Linked DNA regions of Homo sapiens: region 2 is linked to region 1. The links are chromatin loops, found by intact Hi-C in ENCODE. Cell type or tissue: OCI-LY7. All regions are shown on one strand. Each heading gives the region's core, and the rest is flanking DNA. Links, peaks and the distances in the headings are about the cores only. Region 1 overlaps RIOK2 (RIO kinase 2). Region 2 overlaps LNPEP (leucyl and cystinyl aminopeptidase).

The links. A loop is a pair of places that touch in the nucleus more often than their neighbours do. Peaks named below come from ENCODE experiments on the same cell type or tissue, not always from the same donor. Only the 100,000 strongest peaks of a DNase experiment are listed, where the experiment ranks them.
Region 2: a loop joins it to region 1, with 3 times the contacts of the local background. A loop is called at or near these places in 58 of 110 quality-filtered maps.

The regions. Positions count from the first base shown.
Region 1 is chr5:97,157,815-97,168,568 of GRCh38, forward strand. RIOK2 (RIO kinase 2) reads right to left here. Exons shown (of 10, transcript NM_018343.3): 8 at 9,653-10,177; 9 at 7,237-7,333; 10 at 3,053-5,411. The coding sequence ends at 5,247. Among named protein-coding and RNA genes, the nearest start is that of RIOK2, 20 kb to the right of the region's middle. In OCI-LY7, for the core only: CTCF peaks have their summits at 4,334 (motif pointing left), 4,562, 5,635 (motif pointing left) and 5,835; DNase peaks (open chromatin) are centred at 4,347 and 5,647.
Region 2 is chr5:96,993,439-97,004,192 of GRCh38, forward strand. It overlaps LNPEP (leucyl and cystinyl aminopeptidase), which reads left to right. Exons shown (of 18, transcript NM_005575.3): 6 at 379-533; 7 at 2,952-3,065; 8 at 4,576-4,707; 9 at 9,977-10,108. Among named protein-coding and RNA genes, the nearest start is that of LNPEP, 63 kb to the left of the region's middle. In OCI-LY7, for the core only: CTCF peaks have their summits at 4,014 (motif pointing right) and 4,213; a DNase peak (open chromatin) is centred at 4,033.

The sequences.
Region 1 (10,754 bases), core at 1,151-9,150:
TTTCTTTTGTCTTCTCTGACTGTGTATTTTCAAATAGCCTGTTTTCAAGCTCACTAATTCTTTCTTCTGTCTGATCATTTCTGCTGTTAAAGAACTCTGATGCATTCTTTAGTATGTCAGTTACATTTTTCAGCTCCAGCATTTCTGCTTGATTATTTTTAAATATTTCCGTCTCTGTGTTAAATTCATCTGATAGGATTCTGAATTCCTTCTATTTTCTTGAATTTTGCTGATTTTCCTCAAAACAGCTGTTTTGAATTCTCTGTCCGAAAGGTCACATATCTCTATCCCTCCAGTATTGGTCCTTGGTGGCTTATTCTGTTTGTTTGGTGGAGTCTCGTTTTCCTGAATGGTTTTGAAGCTTGTGGATGTTCATTGATGTCTAGGTATGAGATTTAGGTATTTACTATAATCTTCACTGTCTGGGCTTGTTTGTACCTGTGCTTCTTGTGAAGGCTTTCCAGGTATTTGAAGGGACTTAGTTGTCATAATTTAACTTTTTGGTCACTGTAGCTGTATCTGCATTAGGGGGTACCCCAAGCCCAGTAATGCTATGGCTCTTGCAGATTCATAAAGGTACCACCTTGGTGGTCTTGTATAAGATCCAGAAGAATTCTCTAGATTACCAGGCAAGACTTACTCTCTTCCCTTATTTTCTCCCAAATAAATGGAGTCTCTTTCTTTGTGCTGAGCTGCCTGGAACTGGGGGAAGGGTGACACAAGCACTTCTGTGGCCACCACCACCGCTGGGACAGTGCTATGTCAGATCTGAAGCTAACACAGCACTGGGTCTTGCCCAAGGCCTGCAGTAACCACTGCTTGGCTACTGCCTACGTTCACTCAAGGCCCTAGGACCCTACAATCAGTTGCCTTCCATTCAGGGTAGCAGAATTCCTTTTGGCCCCAGGCAGGCCCACAGATACCATCTGGGAACCAGGGCCTGGAGTTGGAAACCTTAGTAATCTACCTGGTGCTCTATTCTACTGTGGCTGAGCTGGCACCCAAGCCACAGACAAAGCTCTTCCAACTCTTCCCTCCCTTTTCCACAAGCAAAGGAGTCTCTCTCCATGGTCACCACCACCCGAGGCCCATGGTGAGTACCACCTGGCTACTACCAGTGTTCACTCAAGGCCCAAGTGTTCTTCAGTCAGCTTGTGTTGAGTGCTGGCAGTCCTGGGACTCTTCCTTCAGGGCAGTGGGATCCCCTCTGGCCCAGAAAAGGTCCATAAATGCTGTCCAAGAGCCAAGGCCTGGAATCAGGGACCTCAAAAGCCCGCTTGGTCCTCTACTCCACTGTGGCCAAGCTGGTACTTACAGTGCAAGGCAAAGTCCCCTTTATTCTTCCCTCTCCTTTTTTTTTTTTTTTTTTTTTCAAGCAAGAGTCTCTGTCTGTAGGCACCACAGCTGGGAATATGCAGGGTCACACCTGAAGCCAGCACATCTCTGAGTTGCACCCAAGGCCTATGGTGAGTACTGCCTGGCTATCACTGCTCACTACTCAGGGCCCAAAAGCTCTTTAGTCAGCAGGTGATGAATCCTGCCTGGACTGGGTCCTTCCTTTTAAGGCAGTGGGTTCCCTTCTGGCTCAGGGTGTGTCTAGAAATGTTGTCCAGGAGGTAGGGCCTGAAGTGGGGGCCTCAAGACTCTGCCTGTTGCCCTGTGCACTATGGTTGAGCTGGTATCCAAGCTGCCAGACAAAGGCCTCTCTACTTTCCTCTCCTCTCCTCAAAAGGAAGTAGTCTGTCCTGGAGCTGCAAGCTGTGCTGTGTGGAACTGGGTGAGGTGGCTGAAGTACTCCTTTGGCCAGCCTGGTTGGTTTCTCACTAAGTCATGTGTCTTCCAAGTCCACTGATTCCACGCCCAGCCCAACTTGTTGTCCAGAAATTGCAGTCCTTGTGGCCTAGACTGCCTTTCAAGCTTATTTAGGACCCAGAGCACTTCGGCCTGTGGTGGCAAGTCTTGCCAAAATTCAGGTGTTGACCACTGAGACAGGCAATTCCCCTCTGGCTGGGGCTGGTCTAAATGCTCCCTCCATGGGCACTGAGTTCTGTCTGGTGTTGCTTTCTGCTGTGACAGGGCAGCACTGAGTTTTAATGCAAAGTCCCACAGTCACTGCACTCTTCATCCCCCAAGTGCACATTCTCTTGCCACACCATGTGGCCGCTGCCAAGGGATGGGGGAGTGGTGGCATCAGCAATTCAAGACTGTTTTTCCTACCCTCTTCAGTGCCTCTTTCAGTGGTAAGTTAAAACTAGGTACTGTGATCTCTCATCTGATTTTTGGTTCTTATGAAAGTGCTTTTTTATACGGATTGTTGTTCAATTTGGTGTTTTTGTGGGGAGAATGATTGGTGGAGGTTTCTATTTGGTCATCTTGTTCGGCCTCTACTGCAAAATGTTAATATTTTTAATGTCATTATTTACAATATTAAGGTAAAAGAAAAACTTGCAGTCTTTAAAATCTAACAACATAGGTTTTGTGAATGACACAGTTCTCTATAAAAGTATTGTAGCTTTGGAGTTATCCCCATACTCCTGGTTATTACACAACTGTGTAACCCATGGCTTTTCTGAACTTTAATCTCCAGCCTCCTTACACAGGTGCATAAGATGGCTCCAGTACTTCATAAACTAAAGCAAGGGCGAATTAAGATATGGCCTGATGCTCTCTAGGGAGATGTTCTAAGGAGGGATAAAGAAGACTGGGCATGGCGAACTGTAGCCCACCCAGAGTGCTGAATCTGTGACAGTGAAATAAACCTACACTTCAGAAAGTGCTCTGAGAACCTAACATAACTCATCCCTCTATCCTTTGTAAGTAGCAACCTGGAAGGCAGCATCAGGCAGAGTTTTTTAATTAGACAGCTATGTATTTTGTCAGAAAATTTACTAAGCAGTTGGCTAAAAGAATGATTATCTCGAGCTGCACTAACTCTGATTAGTATCCATTAAACATCTATGGTTTTGGAGAAACCTCAAAGATAGCCAGCTATGTGCCAAAGAACAGACCAATGGCTATCAATACCACAAAGTTAGCACAAATATAAACCGCATAGTTTGTAGGAAAAGTTTATTTAATGGGGAGACTAAGACGATGCAAGATGGTTACTAGAAAAACATCTTTCAGTCTGGATAAATACACAACAAAGGATCATAGCTGAAATACCAGTGACCATCACAATAGGAAAGGTGGTCAGCTTGTGGAATTTTCCTTTTGGTAACCTTAAGAAGTCATTTTAGCAGTACTAACCATACAGTATATGTCAGGCACTGTAATAAACTCTTTACAAGTGGTACTTCATTTAGTCTTCACGACACTGAGGTATACTATTAAATGTCCCCATTTTACAAGTAAAAAAATTGAGGTTAGAGAGGCCACAGAAGGTACCTGAGGTTTGGGAAGTGTAGAACCAGGATTTAAATCTGGAACTCCTAGGCAAAAAAAAGTGTTTTAACAATCACAATATACAGCTTTACATTAGTAAAATTTTGAATTTGTTTTTGTTCATTGTTCACTATGCATGTTTTAAAATGTGAGGGTTATAGCTTATCTGTTAGGACAAACTCTCTAACTTCTAATTGATGGCTAGCCAAACATATCTTCAAAAAATAACTATTATAATTATACCTTAGTTTTCAACAACCAAAACAACATATCCAAAAAAAACTAAATTCCTTAACAGATCATTTATTAGTAAATCTTCAATAACTAGCACTAATCTTTGCCCAAATGAGGTAAGGCCTCCATTTCTGATTGGAATAATTAATTCCTTGGCCCACAAGAAATCTTAGGCTATTAAAGGTAAAAATCATGTTTGTCTTGAGTTTCTTAATAGTAATGGGCTTTTTATGTAGTAGATACTCAAAAGTCAACTGAGTCAACTAGGTAAAGCTGAGCAGGATAAGGCTTTATTCCCAATTTGCTTTCATAGCTCTGAATATAAGAAAATGACTCCAAAATAAACATTCTGTGGTTCTATTAAGCTGTTTTCAACTTTACATTATAAAAATGCTTAAAAGTTGAGAGATTATACAAAATGAATACCTGAATTCAAAGATATATCTAAAATGCAAAGCAAGGGTATTTAAATATTTGAATGTCAGGTAACTTTTGAGGGAAGAGGAATTGGCATTTTCTAGCTTCTATATATTTAAGCCAATTTATTAGATAATTACAGGTCTTGCAAATAGCTAGTAGAGTTAATTTGGCAAAGGTGAAAGGGAATCTGCTGTCTTTATCAATCTTGGAAAAGTCTGTACTATATTCCCTCTGGTAGAACATAATTAGGGATGCAAGTAATCCTGTTTGGTGACTATGGGGTGATATTGCCATCTAGTGGCCATTTTTCGCTGCAAGTGATCCCCTTTTCCGACTTATGCGGCAATGAAGAGACAATAATCAGGTGCATACACTTAAGCACTCATCTTTACATCTCACTGAATTATAAAGTCCTTGAGGAAGGGACCATGGCTATGTATTTTCTTTCCTGCATTAGGTATTTGTTAACCTTGAGGTGAGAACATGTTCCGGACCCACTTATATAATAAGCATATGAGAAAGAACATTTCATTCCTCATTCTACTCCACCTTCCCCAACCCCTAACTCTTCTGCTACTCAGGCCTGCTTACAAGCTGCCAACTGTAAAAATTGTGGTAGACTATCTCAAGTAAGTTTCCATTCTCATGACCACATTACCAATGTAAGTGGCACAAAACAGATTATTAATCAATTAATTAAGCAAATTGTGCATCACTGGCTTATCTTTACTTCCAAAGGCTTATCTTTACTTCTAAAGAAAAATAAGACAGTGAAGTCCTCCAGTTGCCAAATAAAATGCAACCAAATTGTCAGCAGAATTTCAGAATCATTATGATTCTAATAGCCATGTTTTATTGAATGCTTAAGAATGTGCTAAACATTGTTCTAATTGCTTTATGTGCATTGTAGCATATCATCCTCAACAAACAGAAAACAACAAAAATGTTATTTAGATTTTTAAAAATATGCAAATGTCTCTAATAAAGTTACGTAACTGTAGTTACCCAAATTACTTTGAAAAAAATGGACTGCTTTGGCAGGTAATTATTCTTTGCAAGACACATACTGAATGACCAAATTTATAGATGAAAGAGGGTTTATTTATTAATATATGATAGCCTTGGCTCAAAAAAGACAAATGAGGGCTCAAAAAGGAATTACAGTAACTTTAAAAAATATATTAAACATATCCAAGATCCTAAATATATTATTCTCCCCAAAAGCTGGCTGCTTCCAAACTTGATTTGATATTTTGCATGTTTTCCCTACGTTGCTTGGTAAATATATTTGCTTCTCCTTTCTGCAATCGACGTCTGACAGCTGATTTTTGCTGTTTTGTCAACTGACGTTTCACCTTCTGTTTCACCAGTTCCTGGAAAGATTTCATAAATTAGTATTACTGATAATGAACCATTTCAAAAAGTACACTGCTAATATCTGTTCTATTTATATATTGACACCATGAATTTTAAGATTCCAAACACTGACAGTACTATATAGAAACTGTTATATAGGAGAAATTAAATTCCAAACAGAAATACAGATTATATAGCAAAAAATATAGTGTATAGGCAGAATTTTTAAAAAATTACCATAGTGCCACCTAGTGTCCATCATGAAAACTGATGGAAAAAACAAGATGAAACTGCTTGTTCCTCTGCTTTTTAGGTTAAAAGTAGGCTTTTAGAGTAGATTTTGTATAGAAAATTATTTTTGAAAGCATTCAGTATTGCTGAATATATCCAAGAATGCCTTCACAGTTTCAGCTGTAGAATTGACCTGATGGTAGCAATCACCCATGGAAAAGTCTTCATATGTCTTTTGATCATAAATTCAAGTTACTTATCAGTTAAGATACACTGTGCAAGTCACATGACTTACAAGATGAATAAGAAATGTGAAATACTCAGTTCACAATGACCTTTTCTTTCTCTGAAGCACTACAGTCTGTTATTTAATAACTGTATATAACCTTGTATCATTCAACTTTTCTCCTAAAAAAGAAGATAGCTGCAAAACTCTGCAAAGCCAGGAACAAGGGTCTTCTTTTTTTTTTTGAGACAGGGTCTTGCTGTGTTGCCCAGGTTGGAGTGCAGTGGCAGGAACACAGTTCACGGTGGCTGCAACCTCCTGGGCTTGAGTGATCTTTCTGCCTCAGTCTCCTGAGTAGCTGGGAATACAGGTGTATACCACTACACCTGGCTAACTTTTAAATTTTTTGTAGACAGGGGTCTTGCTATGTTGCCCAGGCTGGCCTGAAACTCTTGGGCTCAAGCGATCCTTCCACCTTGGCCCCCAAAGTGCTGGGATCACAGGTCTGAGCCACTATGCCCGGCCAAATTTGTACTTATATCCAAGTACAAATGGCTGGGCGCAGTGGCTCACGCCTGAAATCCCAGCACTTTGGGAGGCTGAGGTGGGTGGATCACCTGAGGTCAGGAGTTCGAGACCAGCCTGGCCAACATGGTGAAACCTTGTCTCTACTAAAAATACAAAAATTAGCCAGCCATGGTGGTAGGCGCCTGTAATCCAAGCTACTCGGGAAGCTGAGGCAGGAGAATTGCTTGAACCCAGGAGGCGGAGGTTGCAGTGGGCTGAGATCATGCCACTGCACTCTAGCCTGGATGACCTCCGGCCTGGATGACAAGAGCAAAACTCCATCTCAAAAAAAAAACAAAAACAAAAACAAACAACAACAACAAAATTTTATACCATTAACATGTACGTCCAAGTGTCTGAGGCTTACACACCTTATAATCCTCACAGTGACCAAGCTCATTAATCTTCAGCTCATATGAAGAATGACTCATCCACCTCAAACCTGATCAATTTATCAAGTGACCTACATTAATTTTTTGAAACTCATCAGTTTGTATTCTAAGAAAAAATTACTTGAAATTTAGTCAACAGGCTGCCTAAAATCAGGACAATTGAAAAAGAAGGTGTTTTGAGTTTTACCAACAAAAAGTCATTTGGCCTTCATTTTACACATAATGGTGGCAGGACACAACTCTACCACATCCTTTGAGCAACATTCATTTATTAAAATCAAAGAAAGTACTGGTTTCAAGACAAGTCAAAAAGCAATCAACAGAAGTCTGTACCTGAAAGGCATACATTATTGTTTAATGAGACAAGGCAATCAGATCACAGTAGTGATGTAATAAACATTCAGTACATGTTGAATGACTACTTACTGGAGGAATTGTTGAACAGCTTACAGCACTGCCTGAAGAAGTGATACTCAGAGTTCTTGTTCTATACTGATTCATAGCTCCCACATTTTCTTCATCTCTAAAATTAAAAAACCCACAATTTATCTAGTTAATTTGTATAATGTAATGAATCCCATTTGATTAATTTATATTATTTTTTGCATGCAGCAAAACTGAAGACATAAAATACTTCAGAAAGATCATTATATTTTAAAATTTCTGTGAAGATAAAACTACCTACTGTTAAGTTCTATACATTAACAATTTTCATTTTCCAGCATTTTGTTAGTCACTATCAAAATTTAAAAACAGTAGAATGCTTAAGCCATTGAAATTTATCACCTCCCCACAATTCATCTTCCCTTTTCTAATAATCCTCTCCTCTTCTTTCACTGAACTATATAAATCTGTCTCTCCCTATCTAAATTTTTGAGACTCTTTCCACCTTCACAAACAGAAGATATAATGGAAACAGACAGTACTCATTATAGTCAGCTCCACTAGGGTAGGAAAATCTGCAACCTAGAGACTAATGTTTTTCACATGGCTCAAAGTTTCAATATATGCAATGTATAAAAACTCGGACGATATTAACTCCTAACAGTTAATATTTTTCAGCAACATCTGCTGTTCTGCTTTTACTTTGAATGGAAGTTTTGCCCAGCATGTATCCAGAGTGGGAACAAAATTATTGTTCCCATTCTGAGTTTAAAAGACCATTTAATCCTATATAGATTTTCTTCTATCACTGTGATGGTTAATTTTATATGTTAACTTGACTGGGCCTCAGGGTGCCATATATTTGGTTAAACATTAACTTGGGTGTGTCTTTGAGGGCGTTTCTGAATCAATAAACTGAGTATAGCAGATTGCCCTCCCCAGTGTGGGTGGACCTCATCCAATCCATTGAAGGCCTGATGAGAACAAAAAGGCAAAGTAAGAGAGAACTGTCTTTGAACTGGGACATGGGTCCTCTCCTTTCTTTGGATGTGGACTGGAACTTATGCTATTGTCTCTTCTGGTTCTTAGCTCTTTGGATTTGGACTGGAACTGTACCATGGGCTCTCCTTGGTCTCTAGCTTGTTGACTACAGATCCTGGGACTTCTCAGCCTCCATAACCCCATGGGCTAATTCCTTAAAATAAATCTCCTATTTATTCTGTTTCTTTGAAGAATCCAGTCTAATACAATCACTTACTCAAAATCCTGAGCCTCTGTCACCCCTCTTTTCCTTTTAAGCTTCTGATTTAATTTTCCAAGTTTATTATTTAAATGGCAGTAGCCCTGTGACACAGATACACAGCTATATGAAAAAGGAACAAAATTCTCATGTTTTGCTTCAGGAATAAAACTTTAAAGATAAAGGTAGGCTTAAGATATAAGCCCAAACATGTACTGAAAAATGTTTAATAAATGTATTGCTGAACTAATTTTAATTGTCATATTACTATTTTGAAATAAATAAAACCAATATTTCATTTAACTACAATTTGATTCTGAATAAGCAATCCCAAATCCAAAAATTAAGTTTTAGAACTTTTCCTAATCTAAGCTGAGCCTGATTAATATTTACAAAAAAAAATTATTAAAAGAAAACATAATATCATTAGATAATTTTAACTACACATGAACAAAGGATAGAAGGCTCAAGGTACTAGAGAAAATTCACTGCAGATGTTTCATATAGAAAGTACATTTATTGCATGTTTTAATATTTACATGCCTTTACATAACTCAAACACACATCAGATGTGTAATTAGGAAAATATATGAGGAATAACTCATCCATCTAAAACCTGATCAATGTATCCAGAGACCTGCAATAATTTTAAAATCATCAGTTTGTATATATATATATATTTTTGAGACGGAGTTTTTTGCTCGTCACCCAGGCTGGAGTGCAGTGGTACGATCTTTGGCTTACTGCAACCTCTGCCTCCCAGGTTCAAGTGATTCTCCTGCCTCAGTCTCCCAAGTAGCTGGGATTACAAGCACAGGCCACCATGCCCGGTTAATTTTTATATTTTTAGTAGAGACAGGGTTTTGCCATGTTGGCCTGGCTGGTCTCAAACTCCTGACCTCAGGTGATTTGCCTGCCTTGGCCTCCCAGAAGTGCTGAGATTACAGGCATGAGCGAGCCACTGTGCCCAGCCATCAGTTTGTATTTTAAGGCAGAATTACTTGAAATTTAGTCAATAGGCTGCCTAGAATCAGGTCAATTGAAAAGGAAGCTATTTTGAGTTTTTAACAACAAAAAATTATTTGGCTTTCATTTTATACATCAAGGTGGCAGAATACAATTTTGTCACATCATTTGAAAAAAACATTCTTTTACTAGAATCTAACAAAGTATCAGTCTCAAGACTAAAGTTAAAAAGCAATCGACAGAAGTCTATACCTGAAAGGCCTGAATTCTCTATTTAATGACGACAAGGCAATTAGATGAGGGCATTCATCTTCATACTCGTCAGAGCCAGCAGGGACTCCTCCTTGAACTCTCTGACCATCTTGCCTGTTGTAATTTTCAGTTCTGTTTTTCTCCTCAGAAAATTCAGTTACAGAGTTGTTTTCAACAACCTGCCCTTTTATTTCTTCTAAAGCTTGATTGAATTCAGTCATTTCAAAACTCCGTGCATCAGCACTCTCTTCTGATAAACTGTCTTCCTTTATTTGTTCAGGGTCTCCAGATGATCTGCAATAGCAGCCCTCTGATTCTTCTAGACAGTTCCGTTCACTTTCATTTTCTGACCCGTAAACCTCTGCTTTTTCTGCCACTTCTCCATCTGAAAATGAGAATTCAGATCCCTCTTTTGTTTCAATATTTTTATCATCTGGACCTAATGGATGAAGCAGTTCATCATCTGCCTGCATTTCCTTTGTGTAGCCACTGGCAGAAACCTCCACATCAAGAGTGTCTTCTCTCCTAGAAAAAAAAGGCGTCAAGCATAGAAAGAGAGAAAAAATGTTTATCTAAGAGGAGCAAATATCTACTACTCTGATAAATTATGATTCAAGTGAGTTTAATAGCTTATATGTTAAAAATAAATTTTCCTTCCCTAAAATGTAATATTTAAATGACACAGGTAAACAAATATGAAAGGTATATGCTGGCTGTCATTTTAAGAATAAAATAACTGAAAAGCAACAATATAAATAAAAAGGTTATAAAAACCTCAGCTTATGTTTATTAACTTTGTAAATTAACTTTCAAAGGGGGCTAAGGATTTCCTTCAGATTATGTGACTCATCCCAGATCAGAAAATATCTTAAGTGTATAAAATAAATATGAGAAAACTGAGCTTTGAGAATGCACATGATAGTTATGTTTTGAGAATCAATTAAAGATACCTCCTGGTCCTTGATAAAGGAAAAACACAAATTTCAATGAATGTTTGGTGTTATTCCTTATGAATGAGTTACTCAAATAGCATCCAAAATAGAATAAAAGTTCTTGAATTTATAAGAATCTAGATATGTCCGCTTCCTAAAATTCAGTAACA
Region 2 (10,754 bases), core at 991-8,990, 160 kb before region 1:
ATAAAAACTGAGTAACGGGAGCTCAGGAAAGCAAGAACATTTCAGTGCTGTTCAACATGGAGCTAGTCCTAGAGAGTAGAGTATTGGCCGTGAACTTTGTCCTTCTTGCTCTGGGAAGCTGATTGATTGTAAAGGAATTAGGCATCTCTTTCTTCACTAAGGGACAGTGGAACAGTGACTCTAAAAGGGTTTGAACAGGTCTTCCTCAGCTGACATGTGGGTAGAGAGCATACAGAGCTAGAATAAGGAAGATTCCATTTATTGTGAGTATAAAAAGAATTCATTGCTTTCACAGTGATAAACCATTGAATAAAATACTTTGAGTAGAAAATGCCTAAGATGAGGGAAAGTTGATCACTTATTTCCTGTTATGTCCAGATTTGGTGGCTATTCCTGACTTTGAAGCAGGAGCAATGGAAAATTGGGGTTTGCTCACCTTCCGAGAGGAGACACTTCTGTATGACAGTAACACTTCTTCAATGGCGGATAGAAAGCTGGTGACTAAAATCATTGCTCATGAGCTGGCCCACCAGGTATTAGCAACCAAGGCTGTTCTGTGTCACACCTGTGGTCTACTTCATGTCCTGGAGTTATTGTTAGCATTTAGATGCTAATAATTCTTTTTTTTTTTAAGCATTGCCTTCTTTTATAATAGAAAGATGCTTTTTAAACACAAACTTCATTTTCAAATGAAAATGCTATCAGATGTTTGACTTTACAGGTTAAAGCATTTTCACATCTGTCTTACTTCGCAACTTCTCTAAGGTGGGTATTAATCACATTTTACATATGTGAAAACTGAGACTCAGTTTAAATAAATGGCTTGCCATAAGTCATACAGCTAATAAGTGGCAGCACTGGGCCATGAAGAGCCACTATCTCTTCAAGATCTCTTTTTCCCCCTCAGTAATACACAGCTGCATCACCTATGACAAATGCCCATTGCCCAGTATAACTTTGTGGGGAAGAATCTCTTTCCCTAAGTTGCACCCTTCTGACAACTCAAACTGTAGCTGTCAGGGCTGGATTTTTTTTTTTTTTTCATCTCCTGCCGGAATGGGGTTCTCTGTTAATTTTGGAGAGGGGGTTTCTGAGAAAATGGCAAAGGGTACTGTTTGTATGACATGGAGAGAAAGAAAGAAAATTATATGGGTACATAACACCCCCATTCTTCCCTAACACCTTGTCTCTATTTTGCCCTAGATGAGGTGCTTAACTAGCATTGGGTATGGTTTGGGTGATGTCATGACAGTGGCAGGATATGAATAGGATGTATTCTGGTCAGCTTATTTTCTACATCAAACACCTTATATGAATCTAGCCTTTGTGAAGACTTCATGACAAGCTGGCATATGAGCACATTCTCATTTGCTTTAAAAATAGGGCATGGGCCAGATGCAGTGGCTCACGCCTGTAATCTCAGCACTTTGAGAGGCGGAGGCAGGCGTATCACAAGGTCAGGAGATCAAGACCATCCTGGCCAACATGGTGAAACCCCGTCTCTACTAAAAATACAAAAATTAGCTGGGCGTGGTGGTGCATGCCTGTAATCCTAGTTACTTGGGAGGCCGAGGCAAAAGAATCACTTGAACCCAGGAGGCAGATGTTGCAGTGAGCCGAGTTTGCACCAGTGCACTCCCGCCTGACAACAGAGTGAAACTCCATCTCAAAAAAAAATAGGTCATATAGATAAGATGTCTTTTGGGGGATCTCCTCTAGGTCTGTTATTTCTGAAGCCACCCATCACCATTTGGGAGTATTTCTCTGTTATTTCCTCTTTAGGACTTAGAAATCATCTTCCTCTGAAACAGGTTTTAAAATAATATCTTAGAAAAATGTTATTGTAATTCTCAAAGGTGTTTTGTTTTATGCAGTAACCTCGTCCTTTCGCTGCTGATTTGAGATAAGCCCAAGACCACACTGACCAAATTACATATTTTACAACTACTTTTCATTTCAAGGATTTTTTTAGATACATTTTTTAAGGAGAATCTCCTATTATTTTTTTCCTTTTTCTTTTCTTTTTACTACCTCATAGAAGAAAATATTTAAAGCTCTTTCTGACTTCATTTGTTTATATATGCCATCTTTTTTTTTTTGTTTTTAAAGAAACAAGATCTCACTCTGTCACCCAGGCTGGAATGCAGTGGCATGATCATAGCTCACTGCAATTTTGAACTCTTAGGCTCAACTGATCCTCCCGCCTCATCCTCCCGAGTAGCTAGGCCAACAGGCATACATCACCATGCCTGGCTTAATTTTTTTGTAGAGACAGAGTCTCTCTATGTTGCCCATGCTGGCTTGAACTCCTGGCCTTAAGCAATCCTCCTGCCTTGCCCTCCTAAAGCACTGGGATTACAGGTGTAAGCCACGATGCCCAGCCTGTATATGTCAACTTAGTCTTAAGGAATGTTGTTTGAATTCTGTTTTGAATCATGCATATACTGTCTTCAATTTGGGCAACTGAGGAGAAACAAAGTATAGGCTTTCTGATTACAGGAAAATCTCTCACATAGAGACTTTTTAGTTGTCATGGGTGGTTGTAGATACAATGGAAAATAATCTTACTAACTTGATATTAGAAGGTAGAAAAATGTCATTATCTTGGAAATCTCACTTTATGAGGTGGCCGAAAAAAGTTTTTATTTCCCTATATTCATGCTATATTGCATGTTTGTTACATTGATAAATATGCTAATAACCTTTCTTGCTTGTTTCCCATTCAGTTAAGGTAAAAGATTAAAAATTATATTTTATTTTTAAAGTAAATTTATACAACTTTTGTAAGTTCTAAATTAATTTGAATATAGTTTGTTTTAACTATAGTATCAGTATATCTTTAAGATATTGTAATCAGGTTATAGATAATTAATATGACACTTCAGCCAATTATTTAAAAAATTCCTGAGGCTGTAAATATCCTGTGGGTTAATTGTTTTCTCTCCCCCCAGTGGTTTGGCAATCTGGTAACAATGAAGTGGTGGAATGACCTATGGCTAAATGAAGGTTTTGCCACTTTCATGGAGTATTTCTCTTTGGAAAAAATATTCAAAGAGCTTTCTAGTGTAAGTACAGGGTTTCTTTGGCCTACTATGAATGCTAGGAGGAAAAATAGTCAAATCACATTTTCATGTATTTTCTGTGCATCTGGAGTAATGAAAATGTTTCTAGGAAGGTATGCCAAACTTGACTTTGGTTATTGATATCTATACCTTTTGAGATTTGACAATGAAAGGGATGCTATTATTTACTGATGTGTTTCATTCAAAACTGAAATTATATAAGATTATTTTATATTTTTGTCATTAAGATGAACATTTTAAATTGTTTTGCAACATTTTCTTTTAAACAGCTATAGTTCTTCTGCTTGCAGGAATTTAAAGTTGCAAAGTCTAATTAAAATTTTTTTATCCTGTGTAAAATTTAAACTTTTTTATCCTGTGTAAAAATTAGATAAAAAATTAAAACATTTTATAGCAATACTGTTTCTCTATTATCACTGTGTACATTCTTGTGATAGTGATATATAGCTTGGTACAAATAAATAATTTGCCCTTTTTAAGGTACAAACCACATTTTATGCCTTTTTCCAAAGACAAGGAATACCGTTTCAGTACAGAGAAGTATAATAGTGGTGTCACTATGGTATTAGACTCTTGGGAAATATTTCCAGTACTTAGGGATATTCAAACACACTAGGCCATGATATGACAGATATTGTCAAGATAATTCAAACAATAGGTGGGAAAGTGTAAAGATACCTTCCAACCCCCAAATTTTTTGACTTTCTATTAAACTTCCTGATGTTATAATCCAAGATGGCTTTTAAAACAGAAGTACTCTTAAGAGCTTTTGATTTGAAATTTTAGATAGGGCTTGTTGAAAAATTTCAAGTGGTAGGGGAAATTAATTGATGTTAATTAATATCAAGTGGTAGCTAGAATACTAAGAAAGATATTCTAAATCCATGTATACTACTTAATTAAGTAATGAGATACACAGTTTGACCACTTGGTGGTGCCCAGAATGTGTAAAAAGGTCTAATACATGTTCTAGGGGAGCTCATCTGCTGAGCTCTTAAAGAATTATTTCTGTTTAAGAGTTACATTTTATTTAAAACCGACCTCAGGTAAGGGAAATGTATATTTTCTTAGTAGAAATTCTAGACTATATATAAGAAATCAGCGTAAGGACCAGTTTTTGTTCTTTCTCTTTTTAAATTTCAAGTTTCATTTAAAAAAATATATGCTAACCTTTTTAGAATATTCATCTTGGATACTCAGAGTTGGCATTTGTTTACTTTGGTAATAGATTCTTAATTTTCCCATATGCTGTTGTTTAGGAAATGCTAATTTTAATGTGGCCAGGTTATAATTGTATCTTTAAATTTAAGGAATATTCATGAAGTTTACAATCTTCCTACATTTTTGAAAGCTTATATCCTGAAGTTTAGTGACACTGGTCATTTTTTCCTAATGATATTTCACACTAATTAGTCTAATTCACATAAATAATTTACTATACTTTTGCATTTGATACTACTTGTGATATTCTAATCTTTTCATTTTTTGACAGTATGAAGATTTCTTAGATGCTCGATTTAAAACCATGAAGAAAGATTCCTTAAATTCATCTCATCCAATATCATCATCTGTTCAGTCTTCAGAACAAATTGAAGAAATGTTTGATTCTCTTTCCTATTTTAAGGTATTGCTGTGAACAAAAAGGTAGCTGGAGTGGGTTTAAAATTTCGTATAATTTCGTATGTGAGCAAGCTGTGTGATTTAGATTATTTTAAAGATTAAATGTTTTTCAGGTATTAATGGTAAACTATAAAATGTTTGCTTCTGTATAAATCTTGGTCATAACTTTTTTGTGGGTTTTTTTCTTTCTCTGACTCTAACTTAAGTTGTATGACTAGTATTCCAGACAATTAACCAGATCTTATAGCGATGCATCTTTTAAAGTCAGTTTACTCTCCAGATCTACAGGTAGAATATGTTCAGAGAAGGTCCTAAGTAAGCTCTTGGCTGTGTTACTCAGAATTGAGGTATGCTGTCAGGTCAGGACTGCCAAAACAAGTAAGCAAAAAGAGATTTTAAGAATTGAAGATTCGATTTTAGAATCTGAAACACACGCCCTGGGTTTCAAGGTAAAGAAAAAGCAGAATGTTAAACCCCATTCGGATCACCATAGGTCGGAGAATAGAAGAATAGTGATAACGGTGTCATTCACATTTATGTTGTGGGGAGGGATGAATGTTATGGCTGTCAGACAAGATAGAGAAGAAAATACACAAAATGTGTGAGATACAGTCTATGTCATCAAGTAGCTGAAAGTTCAGATGGTTGGTACTTGTGGAGCAATAAGAGAGGTAATATGTGCTGAGTGGGACAGAATTTTTGCCTAGGATAAGGAAGAGAAACTTTTGGGAGGTAAATGGGAATTGAGTTGGCTTAAATAATTAAAATATAGGTAAAGAGGAATGTGAAGTATAGGGTAGGGCAGGAATGGAACAATGAGGTCTGCAAAGAAAATGAAGTACTAATGGGCAAGTGATGTTTTTTCAGAGAGTCAGTGTTTGACCACAGTGGAAGCCACACGTGAAGAGGGAAAAGAAGAGAAAGTTGAGTGGGGCCCAGTTGTAGAAGGCTCTGGATACCATAAGGAATTATTTTTTTCCTATGCAACAGGAAGCTTGAAAAGACTTTTGAACAGAGGAATGACTTGATTAAAGTTACTATTTAGGAAAAGTATTTTGGTTTCAGTTTATAAAGTAGATTTAAGTGGGGAGAAACGTAAAGTCAGGAAATTGCTGCTAAAGTCCAGGCATGAAATGGTAAAAGTTTGAAATGAGGAGTGCTAGTAAGGGTGGAAAGAAAACAATGGGTATAAAAAATACTGGGCAGGGAAAGTACTTAAAGTATTAGTGACAGGGTAAGGCCAGTAAAGAAAGAGGCAGAAATGTTTTTCAGGTTCAAACCTGACTGACAAGAAGAATTATTGTACAGGTACTATTAACAAACAAGAAAATCAGGAGTTCAGTTAGCTATATTAAATCTATTCCAATTAGAGCTACTGGTGTGATTTTTGAAGACCATAGTGGACCTGTCAATAAAGAAAATTTAAAACTTGAGGTTCTGTTATTATACCAAACTTAGAGCAGTTATTTCAGGATTTGAAAACCTGCTTAAAATGCTCTAAGTTCATTATATAATAACAGAACAGAGTCATAACAGAGTTCTGTCTGCCACTGACCCAAACCCTCTAAACCCAGAATTCAGTGTCTTCTGAATATGTAGTTTCCATATCATTGTCAACCCCTGTCAACATGGTAACTACTTGTTTCAGAATTGGGAATTTGGCAAAAATATTCTGTGTAATTAAGAGAAGTGGGATACTAGATAACTTATCAGTATTGTGTGCAAGAAGGTAAGCACCAGCAGGGAAATACGTTTAGCAGACATATTCTGTTTGGTCTTTATAATCATCAAGCCTAATTCTGATGCAGGTTGCCTTGCAAGAATTCATTCATTTAGCAAATCTTACAAATACTAACCATATACCAGCCATTGTTCTAGGTGCTGGGGTTATATCAGGGGACAAGGTGGACTTTGTCTCTTTTGTGAAGTTTCCATTTCAGGGGTCAAAGGTAGAGACTGACTGTATACAAATGAATGAATAAGTAGGTATTGTGTTAAGTAATAAGTGCTAATATGAAAATAAAGCATGATAAGGGAAATGAGAATGACAAAGGAAATGGTGTTTATAATATAATGTGGTTGAGAAGCCCTCCTGTATGGTGACATTTGAACACCATCTAAGGCATGAGGAATGTGGTTTTCTTGGGGAAGAATATTCCAGGTAGAAGAAATAACCAATGTATAGTGCTTGTGTGCAGAAAAGAATTAATATAGGAGGCCTGAGACTGCTATTCTTTGAAAGACCTGCTTGCAAGGTTGGCCCTTGGGTGGCATGTGGGAACTTGGGTTTTGGGAAATTTCCCACTATTGCATAAGAGTGGCTCACTGTGCCTAAACAATGTAGTTTATGCTGAAAATGTGATTTCCTTCTGGGTGTCTGGAGTTTTGGTATGTGCTAGGCAGAAGGTACCTTCGTGACTAGCCCACAGTAAACAGCCTGGGTGCTGAATCTCTGATGATCATCCGTGGTAGATGGCATTTCACACATGCTGTCACAACTTTCTGGAGGAATTAAGTGCATCCTGCATGATTCACTGGGAGAGGACTTGGAAGTTTGTGCCTGGTTTCCTCTGGACTTTGTCCCATGCATCTTTTTTCTTAGCTGATTTTACTTCATATCTTTTCACCGTAATAAATCATAGCAGTGAGTATGACTATATGCTGAGTTCTGTGAATCCTTCTAGTGCATCATCAAACCTGGAACTGGTCTTGGGGACCCCCACATGAGATATGAGATTGAGAGAGATACGAGATTGAGATAAAAGGTTGCTTTGCATGTTCAAGCACCAGCAAGGATCCAGTGTTATCTGAAGTAGAGTAAGCAGAGGAGAAAGTAGTAGATGAAGTTAGAGGGACTGTAAGAGGCCAGATTATTATAGGGTCTGCTAAGCCATAGTAAGGACCTTGATTTTATTCTAAGTGAAACGAAAAGCAATTTGATCAGGAAAGTACCGTGATATGGCTTATTTTGTAAAAGATCACTCTAGTCTTCAACAGTACATGGAGTAAAGAGGACTAGTTAGGAAGTTATTGTAATAGATGGGTGGCGAGATAATGGTAGCCTGGACAAGGGTGGAAGTTGTGAAGGTGATGGAGGTACAACTGGACTTGGAGTGTGTTTTAAAGATTGATCCAGTAGAATTTGTTCATGGATTAGATATGAAATACGAGAGAGGGGTCAGGGTAACTTTAAGATTTTTACCTGAACAACTGGAAAAATGGAGTTGCCATTTGCTGAAATGGAGAAGACTGCTTTAGAAGTAGGTTTAGGGAAAGAAGGGGGAAGAAACTTCCATTTCTAAGTGACTATGAGATATGGATTAGATATCCAAATGGAGATACCACACAGGCAGTTGGATATGGGTCTGAAATTCAAGGGGGAAGAAGTCTGATTAGATATATAAATCAGGGGATCATTTGGAAACCTTGGAGTTGGGAGATCAACTAGGAAGGAAATTTAGATAGAGAAAAGGGGTCCAAAGATCAGATGCAAGGACACACTTTCTTCATTGGAAGATGAGGAGGATTCAGTAGACGAGACCGAGAAGGATGGCCAGTGAATAGGGAGAGAATCAAGAGTAGTGTCTTGCAGCTCTCAAGGAGGAGCAGGTGATCAGTTATATCAAATGCTATCAATAGGTTGATAAGATGAGCCTGAGAATTCACATTTGTATGGCACCAGGAAGTTTACCAGTGACCTTGATAAAAATACTTCCGGCCGGGCATGGTAGCTCACGCCTGTAATCCCAGCACTTTGGGAGGCCAAGGTGGGTGGATCACCTGAGGTCAGCAGTTCAAGAACAGTCTGTCCAACATGGTGAAACCCCGTCTCTACTAAAAATACAAAAATTAGCTGGGCGTGGTGGTGGTGCCTGTAATCCCAGCTACTCAGGAGGCTGAAGCAGGAGAATCGCTTGAACCCAGGAGGCGGAGGTTGTAGTGAGTGGAGGTCGCACCACTGCACTCCAGCCTGGGTGACAAGAGTGAGACTTCATCTCAAAATAAATAAATAAATAAATAAATACTTACAGTAGAGTGATGATTAGAAGATGGCTCAAGAGAAAATGGAAAGAGAGCAAATGGAGATGGCAAATTGAGGACAACTCTTTTGAGGAGTTTTACTACAATGGGGGAACAAAAAAACAGCACGGTAACGAGTTGGTAACGAGGAGGGTGAAGTTAGGGAAAGGTAGAGAGTCTTTTATTTGTTTAAAATTAGGAATGTTACATCGTTTTTGTTTTGTTAATGGGCATGTTACAGTATGAAGGGAAAAGTTGGTGATGCAGAAGAGAAAGGACTGTTGGGGACAACAGTGAGTACTTAAATTTATAGAACAAGTAATAGCTATGAAGTGTGATACAGAAATGAGAGTAATAGGTAATAATTTAGTTATGTGTACAATAATCTTGACATTACTACATTTTTATCAAAAGTGAAATTCATTCAAAAACTACTAGAGTGCCTACTATGTAGTGGGCATTGTTTTTGTCATTGGAGTTGAGTTTTCACTTTTTCCTCTCAGCTTACTGCATAGATGAGGAAATAAATGTGTAACAGATACAGGATGCCATATAAATTGTATTGAAGATGGAGAAATGTGATTTCTATTTCAAACCGGGAAGGTCTTCACAGAGGAGGTGGTGCTTATTTCAGGATTGCGAATGATGACAAGCACATCAATGGATATAGTGTGGCCTTAATATTATGCTCCCTGCCCTATACATTTGTTAGTTCCAAGCATTTGAAGTGACTCTGCAGGAAGAAGAGAGATTCTGGTTACTTCACAACACAATATACTAAAATAAGAAATTAATGACCTACCTAGCAGGGAGACTTTTGAGAGCCTTGTCAATTTATTGTGTCTCCAGCACACAATAAATTCAATGGGTGATTTAAGCACTGGGGATGGAGGTGTAGGTGCCACAGAAAATTTGGCATGTTTTTCTATTAAAATGTTTTTATAAATACTTAGCTTTTCAACACTAACATTGAAACAGTGAGTATACCAATAGACCACACAGAATGACTCATGGTTAGAATAGTGCACATGGGAATCTACTCATTAATTCTTTTTCAAATCCTTTAAAATAATTTTAAGACAGTTGAACACAGTCCACATCTATATGAGACTAAGTAGCAGTATATTATAACTAAGTTCTACATATGAAAGTAAATTTTTAGAATGACTGTAGTTTGAATTTTAGATTCCCAATTCGATAATCTATAGTATTCTATTATTTTCTTTCTTTTTCCTCACTTTTTTTTTTAATAGGGATCTTCTCTCTTGTTGATGTTGAAAACTTACCTTAGTGAAGATGTGTTTCAACATGCTGTTGTCCTTTACCTGCATAATCACAGCTATGCATCTATTCAAAGTGATGATCTGTGGGATAGTTTTAATGAGGTAAGTGACCTGGGTAATTTATTTAGCTCTTACTGTAAAAAGAGAGGAGTTCGTCTATTTATACTTTTTAGCATGTGTGTAAGTTAATCTGTGGTACAAAGCATAGTTATTTAAGAAAGGGGGGGATGGAGCTTGCTATATAAATATTTATGAATGGAGCACTAAATTTTATGTCAAGAAATGGGAGTGCTGTTCTTAGTTGTTGGAAAAGACGTGTGTGGGCTTGGGTAGCCAGTTGTTTTTTTTTTTCCTGTACCTTAACTTCTATTCCTATTTTGTAGGAAAGTTGTCTTCTCCGTATTAATGAATATTACTATATTTTCATTATTTGACTTTTTTTCCAGAAATCTCTTTTCCTATCCTTACCCTTTTAGTTTTTCTGCCTCTTTTGAATGATTCTGTACTCTGCTCTATGAATCTCTTGCCTTTGTGACTGTTCCTCCAGAGTAGATGATACATCACAAGCTGACTGCATATTATCCTTGGATGATTTTGCTGTTGGAATTTTGTCATTCCTGGAAATATTCTAGCAAGCAGTGTAATTATGTAGAAGTTACACTTCAAAGCAGCACATGAACCCGGGCTGCTTCATGCATGTATACTGACTGCAAAACCCTTATAAGCATTTGTGTTTGTTACCCTGATT